Regions from separate parts of the Mus musculus genome. Here region 2 is linked to region 1. A link is a contact called in ENCODE POLR2A ChIA-PET data. All regions are on one chromosome and are shown on one strand. The core of a region is the stretch at or near the end of the contact, and the rest is flanking DNA. Distances in the headings are between cores, read along the strand shown. Region 1 holds the start of Spsb2 (splA/ryanodine receptor domain and SOCS box containing 2). Region 2 has its middle 8.0 kb from the start of Chd4.

Region 1 (4,604 bases), core at 607-3,106:
GGTCAGCCTGGTCTACAGAGTGAGTTCCAGGACAGCCAGGGCTATACAGAGAAACCCTGTCTCAAGAAAATGCCACCACTAGATCTGGCTATAAGGCATTTTCTTTCTTTCTTTCTTTCTTTCTTTCTTTCTTTCTTTGTTTTTGTTTTTGTTTTTGTTTTTGTTTTTGTTTGAGACAGGGTTTCTCTGTATAATCCTGGCTGTCCTGGAACTCACTCTGTAGACCAGGCTGGCCTCGAACTCAGAAATCCACCTGCCTCTGCCTCCTGAGTGCTGGGATTAAAGGCGTGCAGCACCATGTCCAACTGGCATTTTCTCAATTAAGGTTCGTTCCTTTCAGATAACTCTAGGTTCTGGGTCAAGCTGACACAAGGCTACACAGCACAGTTTGTATGCCACATTCAGTTCAGAAGACACCCAACCTCCCTGGAACTGGAACTTATGCACATTTGTGAGCTTCCACTTGGGAGTGGGAACCTGAACTGGGTCCTCTGCAAGAGCAGCCGTGCTCTTAACTGCTGAGCCATTTCAGCAGCCTCACATCAGAATTAAGTTAAAATTAGCCGGGTATGAATCATACCCTTAGAATCCTAGCATCTGAAAGCAGAGCTAAGAGAAACAGGGATTCAAGACCAGCTCTTGGCTACAGAGCCCGTCCTGTCCTAGGATGGGCTACAAGAGACTATTTCAAAGCCATCCAAACAACAATAACTACAACAACAACAAGGTTAAAATTAGGCTGGGCACAGGGTACACACCTTTAATGCCAACACTCAGGAGGCAGAGGCAGGCTGATCAGTGTGAGTTTGAGTTCAACGTGGTCTACATAGGGAGTTCTAGGCCAGCAGAGGTTACAGTCTCTCTCTCTCTCTCTCTCTCTCTCTCTCTCTCACACACACACACACACACACACACACACACACACACACACACGGTGGCATTATGGGATTTTTTTGGGATAAGGTTTCTCTGTCTAGCCCTGGCATAGATTCACTCTGTAGACTAGGCTAGCCTTGAACTCAGAGATCCGCCTGCCTCTGCCTCCCAAGTGCTGGGATTATAGGTGTTGCACCACCACTGCCCAGCCACTTTGGGATTTTTGAACTGTTATCAAGAGGCTTTCGAGGAGGTCAAACTTCAACAGCAACCTCTCCATGATAATGTAGCTAATGATCAAACGACACTCAAAACTAACCCTTAAAGCACACATCCACCAGACAGCGTGCCCACTCGTAGTTCCATTACTCAGGAGGCTGAAGCAGGAGGATGAAGGACTAAGGCTTCAGCAACCTAGGGAGCCGCAGGGGACAGTAGTCTCAATCCCTACATTCTCCTGAACACAGGAGCAGGAGTTCAGGAAGGGTGTCAAGGCCGCTTACTGATCTTAGGGCCTCAGGAATGACTAGCTCAGGCAGAGAGAGCAAAGGTCTCCAGTGGAGAAGTCTACACACACACACACACACACACACACACACACACACACACAGAATCCAAGGCGATGACGTCATCAAAGGGTTAATTCTAGTCTGGGATGGGGGGGAGGGTGGGGCACGCAGCTGTCAGGTGGCTTTGGAAAAATAAACTGCTGAAGAGTCTGACGCCAGGGAGTCCTGGGAGGGACAAGAGGTTACCCACTCAAAGAGTGTGCTCCACAAAGCATGCGCGCTTGTCCACGTCTGGAGTCGTCACTTATTTTTTGCCTGGATTCTTTGTAGCCGGTGGGTTCTCAAGGCGGTAAGTGGTGTGGCCGCCGTGGTCTGGGAGGTGACGATAGGGTTAATCGTCCACAGAGCCCAGGGGCGGAGCGCGGGCGGGCGTCCGCAGCCCCGCTGGAGCCGGAAGCAGTGGCTGGTCAGGGGCGCTTCTAGCCTTCCCTATCTGTACTTCCACAGAGGTCTCTGCGAGCTAGGGGGACAGTGAGGTGCGGGGTAGGGGCCCGGCGTTAGAGCCAGCAAGGGGACGGTTCACGGTAAGGTCTGAGGGAGAGAGAGCTCCTGAGAAACTTGGGGGGCGCGACACAGATAGGGTGAAAGCAGAGTGATAGACCTGGGATGGTTAGGGGACCAAGGGAAGACCAGGCTGGTTGGCATACACCGGTGAACGGATGGGAGTCCTAGGGAAAGATGATGCGCCTAACAGTCCTTTCTGTCTCCACACCACTCCAGGGGACGATCCGGAGCTCAACTTTCAAAAGCGAGACGCCCCAGCAAGCCTGTTTTGAGAAGTTCTTCAGCGGCTCTCCTCATGGGCCAGACGGCCCTGGCAAGGGGCAGCAGCAGCACCCCTACCTCGCAGGCTCTGTACTCGGACTTCTCTCCTCCCGAGGGCTTGGAGGAGCTCCTGTCTGCTCCCCCTCCTGACCTGGTTGCCCAACGGCACCACGGCTGGAACCCCAAGGATTGCTCCGAGAACATCGATGTCAAGGAAGGGGGTCTGTGCTTTGAGCGGCGCCCTGTGGCCCAGAGCACTGATGGAGTCCGGGGGAAACGGGGCTATTCGAGAGGTCTGCACGCCTGGGAGATCAGCTGGCCCCTGGAGCAAAGGGGCACACACGCCGTGGTGGGCGTGGCCACCGCCCTCGCCCCGCTGCAGGCTGACCACTATGCGGCGCTTTTGGGCAGCAACAGCGAGTCCTGGGGCTGGGATATTGGGCGGGGAAAATTGTATCATCAGAGTAAGGGCCTCGAGGCCCCCCAGTATCCAGCTGGACCTCAGGGTGAGCAGCTAGTGGTGCCAGAGAGACTGCTGGTGGTTCTGGACATGGAGGAGGGGACTCTTGGCTACTCTATTGGGGGCACGTACCTGGGACCAGCCTTCCGTGGACTGAAGGGGAGGACCCTCTATCCCTCTGTAAGTGCTGTTTGGGGCCAGTGCCAGGTCCGCATCCGCTACATGGGCGAAAGAAGAGGTGAGATACGGACTAGGTGTGGGGAGATCACTACTCTTGGCAATGGTTTGGGCTGGAAACTCATGGTTGGAGCACAGGAAGTAGGCTTCTTGTCACTTTGGCCTGTCACTTAGATGGCCTTGGATCTAGCTTCACTCCCAATCCCTATTGGATGTGATGCACAAATTCAGAGCCTTTGGGTCTCCCTCAGCTGAGGTGGCGGTGGAAATGGAGGAAGAAGGAAGGGTGCCTGAGCAGGATCTCAAGTTCAAGGATGCCTGGAGTTGCTTACTTACCTTGTCTTCCTTCTCTCTCCGCAGTGGAGGAACCACAATCCCTTCTGCACCTGAGCCGCCTGTGTGTGCGCCATGCTCTGGGGGACACCCGGCTGGGTCAAATATCCACTCTGCCTTTGCCCCCTGCCATGAAGCGCTATCTGCTCTACAAATGACCCAGTAGTACAGGGTGTGCTGGCACCCTACCGTGGGGACAGGTGGAGAGGCACCCGCTGGCCTAGACAACTTTAAAAAGCTGGTGAAGCTGGGGGGGGGGGGCTGGACCCCTTCACCTCCCCTTCTCACAGGAGCAAGACATATAGAAATGATATTAAACACCATGGCAGCCTGGGACAAAGAGGTTTTTGAAGTAAAAAATGAGATGTATTGTCACAACCTGTTTCATTATTGTTTTTTGTTTTGTTTTACACTCCCCCACCCCAGGCTAGAGCCCCATCACTGTCTTAAGGAATTATGACAACCCACAAAGCTCAGGCCCAGGTGTTTATTTCCCTTACATGTAGGATGGTTCACAAACACAATACAGGGGCTTTGGCACCGTGGGGGAGGGGACTATCCCAGGCCTCTTAGGGTCTCATGTATACCGAATTCAGACCCGAAAGCTCTGAATTTCTGCATCAGACATCCAGTAGAACTTGGGAGTGAAGCTAGAGCCAAGGCCATCTAAGTGACAGGCCAAAGTGACACGAAGCCCACTTCCTGTGCTCCAACCATGAGTTTCCAGCCCAAACCAATGGAAGGTGATTTCACTTGTCAGGGCCCAAAGGGACAGTCAGTTCTACTCCCTCCCCTCACTAGGAGCCACCTTGGTGACAGTTGATTCTACCCACTGTAAGTGGTAAAGGGATTGGCCTGGTCCCAACCATAATAGGGCGGTGGAAACGGCTCAGGAGGGTACAGCGTGGATTAGGCCACAAGATGGGGCAGATGATGTCATCAGAAGCATGTGACCGGTGGGAGCAGTTACTAAACTTCTGGGCAACCTAGTCCATGCTATGCAGGCAGGTAGAGGGATGGGCAGTGCTCATTGTTTGGCATTGATGATGTCCACAAATTCAGGCTTGAGAGATGCGCCACCCACAAGGAAGCCGTCCACGTCAGGCTGGCTTGCCAGCTCTTTGCAGGTTGCTCCAGTCACAGAACCTGTACCAGGAACAAGAAGACAGTTTGGTCAGGTCTATGATCAGAACACTTAAGCCCCACCTCTCTGTGCAAGGCAGCCTCAGTCTGTCTTAGCCCATTTCCGTCTTAGCTAGAGCCAAAGCCACTCACCTCCATAAATGATCCGGGTGCTCTGAGCCACCCCATCATTGACATTGGATTTCAGCCATCCCCGGAGCTTCTCGTGTACTTCCTGTGCCTAGAAGGAGGAGGCAGAGCTACTAAGTAAGCTCCTTCCTATCTATCATTCAAGGAGTAAA
Region 2 (4,604 bases), core at 1,177-3,676, 280 kb after region 1:
TTTGCAAGTGCCTAGGTATGATCTTTGGCACAACAAAACTAGATAAACAAATACATTGGAAAAAAGGTTGAACTATGAGGTGGTGGCCCACACCTTTAATCCCAGCATTGGGAGGCAGAGGCAGGTGGATCTCTGTGAGTTGGGGGCTTGCCTGGGCTACATGGACAGTCAGGGCTACATGGAGGAACCCTGTCTTGAAATTCCCTTGTATACCACCCCCCCAAAAAAAAAGAAAGAAAATTGAGCTCTTTTAGGTACAGGTATTGAGTGAATCCCAGAACAATTAAAACAGCATGTATCACCTAACAGACCATATAACTTATTTATTCTAATTTTTGTATGTACTTCTGACTTCCTCCACCTCCCTAGGTAGAACGCAAGCCCCATGGGGGAGGGGATGCAAAGATTTTTGTTTGGTTGGTTCATTGATGTATTTACTGGCGTCTAGAACCATGCTTGCACAGTTAGTACTCAATAAAGACTCGCTAACTAAACAGTCAGATCTTGTGAAGTACTTAGTATCCAGTGGCGACCACAGCACAGGTGAACAATGTCCACACCTGAAGACCTGAAGGTAAGAGAAAGCAGAAGGTGGTGCTGGCAGTTAACGAAGCCCCTGAAATTCTCCCAGCGAGGTTCGCAGACATGCTTGTAGGATAGAACTGTGGGGGACCAGGCAGGGAGAGTCAAGAAGGGAAAGTGGTGTGGGGGTGACTGGACTAGGGAGAAATGTGGTCAGGCCCTGGGGAGACACAGATGGAGGCAGGTGAGGCTAGCCTGAAATGTGGCATCAGAGCTCAGAATGGTTTCCACACATTTCATCACCTCGAGAACGGCATTGAAGGCGGAGGAAACGAATAGCACCCGACGAAAAACAGGCTGTGCAGGTCTAAAGAGTCTGCCATTTTCACAAAGTGCCCCTCAAAGAAGCGGCAGAAGGGAGAAACCCAGAGCCCTGCCCCCTACACTCACATGCTCTGGGCCTGCCCCATTTAAGAGAGGGTCTTAGGTGAAAATAAGAGCATTGGGCAACTCAGGAGGCTGAAGCAGGAAGATCTTTTCTTCAAGGTCAGTCTGGGCAAGTGAGCAAGACTCTGTCTCAAAATAAACAGAGGGCTGAGGACAGTCCTTACCAACCATGTTTGCTGATTTGGGTTCAATCTCCACTATGAAAAAGCATTATGGAGTTAATATATCCCTGCTCCCACCCCCACAAGATGGCTGAAGTATTGTGACAGACACCTGTAGTCTCAAACTACTCTGGGGTCTACAACAGGAGGAGTTAGAATTCAAGGGCAGCCTGAACAATAAAGAAAATTCCAAGCCAGACGGTGGTTTTGGGGCAAGGCCAGACCGGGGCCACACGGAGACATCTTGTTTCAAGAAAAAGAATGAACAGAAAGAAAGAAAAAACATATGTCTCAATAAATCCATATGCAAATAAAATTTCTGCACACCAGTATTTCAAAATAATGTCTATAATATTTTTTTTTTTTTTGCTCTGCATCCCAGCCTATCTTTGAGCTCTCAATCCTCCTGCCTCAGCTTCTGAAGTGTTAAGATCACATGTGCTCTAGCATGCTTTTCTAGGGAGCCTCTTTTTATTTAGTTATTATACGGGCCTCTGATGAGCCTCATTTCACTGAGGAAACACTGGCGACTGTGAGGTCTAAAGGTCACACCACCAGGAAGTGGCTCAGTTGGCTTCCTAAACTCTTTCTTTTCAGTCTTAACAAACTAGCCATCCCCTTCCGGACATCCAGCCAGTGCCACCCCAGCTGCTTCTCCCTCAGGCCACCTAAGGCCTTGCCAGCCCATAATAATCCTAATACCTTGTTGTGTAAAGGTTTCCTCTGAAATTGAAACATTCCACCCGGTGGGGAATCTCCTTAAGCAGGAAGGTAAACACACAAAATAGTTTCAGGAAGTGCCTAAAACTGACCAAATTCATTAGGCCTATCCCTTGTGAGAGTTAACAATCAAGGTTGAGAGGGACTACATGAAGCCCAGCTCTAAAGAAGATTCGGAGACCAGATCGGCTGCCCGGTAGAAGTAGAAACCAGCCAAGTTGCCTAGAAGTTTAGAGCAACTGAGGCACCTGGAAAGGGCCTCAACCTGCTGAGCCATCTGCAGGCTGTAGGGTGTCTCCAGGTTCCCAGCTTTTGTGAGCCGTCACCCATGCTGGGTTGGGCTTTGGTGATACAGCTGTCTTTGAGTCCTTTCTGTTCCTGTAAGTAACCCCTCACCCATATTCCTATAAGTAACCCCAATAAAACTTATCGGTTCACCAGCTAGGACTTCTGTGCATTTTGGTCTGTCCTGGATTCCTTATCTAGGATGAGTAGACCTAGCTCTTCTGTTGCCGCACCTTGAATCTGCCTCATTATTTCTGTTCTTCCCAAATCGTCCTCCTCTGACATCCTTGTCCACTCATGGCTCCCCTGACCCCTTACTTTATGCTCACCTTGGACACAGTGTGGCTGAATGGGGGCTGAAAACTGGACTCACGTCTCTAATCTCATTGTTCCCCAAACACACCACCAAGGAACTGTCAGCAGCAGCTTGTCTTTGTTGGTAGCACACAAAATGGCTTAGACCTCCTGCAAGATGGTCATGACCCTCTCCAATCCTCTGTCCTTCCAGAATTCTCATACTGGGTTTAAAGAAAACCAAAGGCTTCCAGGACTTTGGAATCAAACAAACCTGGTTAGTAATGTCAGCTGTCACTTCTTAGTAAAGTAACTTTGGCCAGTTAACCTCTGTGAGCCTCTGTTTCCTTCCACCCCTGGGAAATGGGGCTCCTAGTATCTACTTACTGGGTGGCTGAGGACAATGAAATGTGAAAGGCATTTTAGAAATCCCATAAATGGGAGCTCCTTCCATCACGGTCTTATGTGGAGTCTGGGATTGCTGGAGCTACTCTTGTGAAAGACAGCAAGGACTCCAGGTGAATCGTCCAGATGAGCAGAACTAGAGTCAGGGGAACTAGCACTAGGCAGGCTGGGCACGTTTCCATGGTGCTAGGTCAAGCAGGCAGCCCCGGGGCAGTGACTGGCCCATTGCCCTCTGGGGGCACTCTCTCCCCATGAGGCTGATGTCCAATCCCACGGACTAATATGGAGGTGGAGAAGTGCATGAAAGGCAGAGGAGGGAGACAGAATGAAGAACCAATGGTGGAGAAAGGGCCAGGGAGAAGGCTGGAGGGGAAGTGAGGGCCAGGCAGACACAGGGTGGGGCTGGGAGAGGGGCCCGTGGTCCTGAGGGCAGCGCCAGCCCTGGAGGGAAAGCTCTGACCCAGGGCGGGAGGAGGGACAGGGAGAGAGACCAGCGCGCTGACACAGCCTCGATGTGTGGAACGGGCTGGGGTTTGGCCCACAGGTCAGGCGTCTGGCAGTATTATGGGATGGAGAGGCCTTAGGAGACAGGGAGAGTATTATGGGCTGGAACAGCCTTAGGAGACTGGGGAATATTATGGGCTGGTGAGGCCCGGCTCCAACTGGAGGCGGGAGGAAGGGGTGCGGGGCGGGAAGGGGGGGTGGTGGTGGAAGGGAGTATTATGGGCTGGAGGCCTCCTGCGACCAGAGGCAAGAGTATTATGGGCTGGCAAGGCCTTCGGTGGCCAGAGGGGGGAGCAGCGGGGGATGGCACCGGCTGCATGTGACTGAGGGGGGGGCAAGTTGGGGGTGATGAGTGGGGGTGGGGGAGCTTATTATGGGATAGCTCTTTGTACCTACTGCGGGGACTGCTTCTCCAGAAGATATTATGGGATGTCGTGTGTGGGAGGGGGAGGGGGGCTGGGGGGATTATTATGGGATGGTGGTGCAGAATTGGGAGGGCCTGAGGAGCTCTTCTCCAACCCCCCCACCCCCCAGTTCACCCCTTCCTCTCTCATCATTCTAAGGTCAGCCTCCCTTCAAGAGTCCAATGGGAACACCTGAAATTCATCTCCCTACACACTTCACCCACACATATCAACAGCCACTCCCCCGCTCCATACTGGGCACCTCAGGCCATCCTAGGCATCGCCCCTGTCTAGCAGCCACCTCCGGACTGTGGAGGGGAAAATGTAACTCCTGAATAATGAAGAGGAGAAAGCCTCAAAGCACGGTTGTGGTGGCCAGTGGTTCCCACCTGCATGTCACCTTTGACCCCCAAATTCTTATGCCACTCTCCTTTCTTTCCTCCCTCGGGTCCACAAAGTGGGGGCCCTTGATTCTCCCCTCCCCCGCCCCTCCATTTCCTCTCCACCTCCCTCCACAGCCGTAACCAGTAAAACAGGCGGCCGGCTATTATGGGATGGCTGCTCCCAGCAGCTCTGCAGGGAGGGGGCGGTCACCGCGGAATGTCTCTTGTGGGTGGCTATTATGGGATGGCCGCCTCTCTTCTGGGAGGGGTGGGGGCTAGGGAGGAGAATTATTATGGGATGGACCCAGCACAGCTGGGTGGGGCTGTCTTGGGTAGGTAAAGCTCTGGGGAGGGCAGGGAGGGGGGGGAGGAAAGGAAGGAAGAGGGAGGGAAGGAGCTGGGGAGGGTGGGGTGAGCCCTGGAGCCAGACCTGAGGCCTGGCAGGAGTAACTGGCTGGAGAGGTTTCTTTGGTGACAGC

Evidence for each region. ChIA-PET counts read pairs that join two places held with the same protein, here RNA polymerase II (POLR2A).
Region 2: POLR2A ChIA-PET joins it to region 1 with 10 read pairs in embryonic stem cell. The contact joins the enhancer-like site here to the promoter of Spsb2 in region 1. POLR2A ChIA-PET finds 5 or more read pairs at or near these places in 3 of 5 experiments (Patski and embryonic stem cell).

What each region holds. Positions count from the first base shown.
Region 1 is chr6:124,807,062-124,811,665 of GRCm38, forward strand. It overlaps Spsb2 (splA/ryanodine receptor domain and SOCS box containing 2), which reads left to right and starts at 1,857. Exons shown (of 3, transcript NM_013539.2): 1 at 1,857-1,969; 2 at 2,166-2,908; 3 at 3,208-3,555. The coding sequence starts at 2,245. The coding sequence ends at 3,338. Tpi1 (triosephosphate isomerase 1) reads right to left here. Exons shown (of 7, transcript NM_009415.3): 6 at 4,456-4,543; 7 at 3,525-4,326. The coding sequence ends at 4,208.
Region 2 is chr6:125,085,630-125,090,233 of GRCm38, forward strand. It overlaps a transcript of Lpar5 not described here. Among named protein-coding and RNA genes, the nearest start is that of Chd4, 8.0 kb to the right of the region's middle. Within about 2 kb of position 2,427, at least 1 of the 3 ENCODE cell types and tissues checked has a DNase peak (open chromatin) inside an H3K27ac peak, as active enhancers do.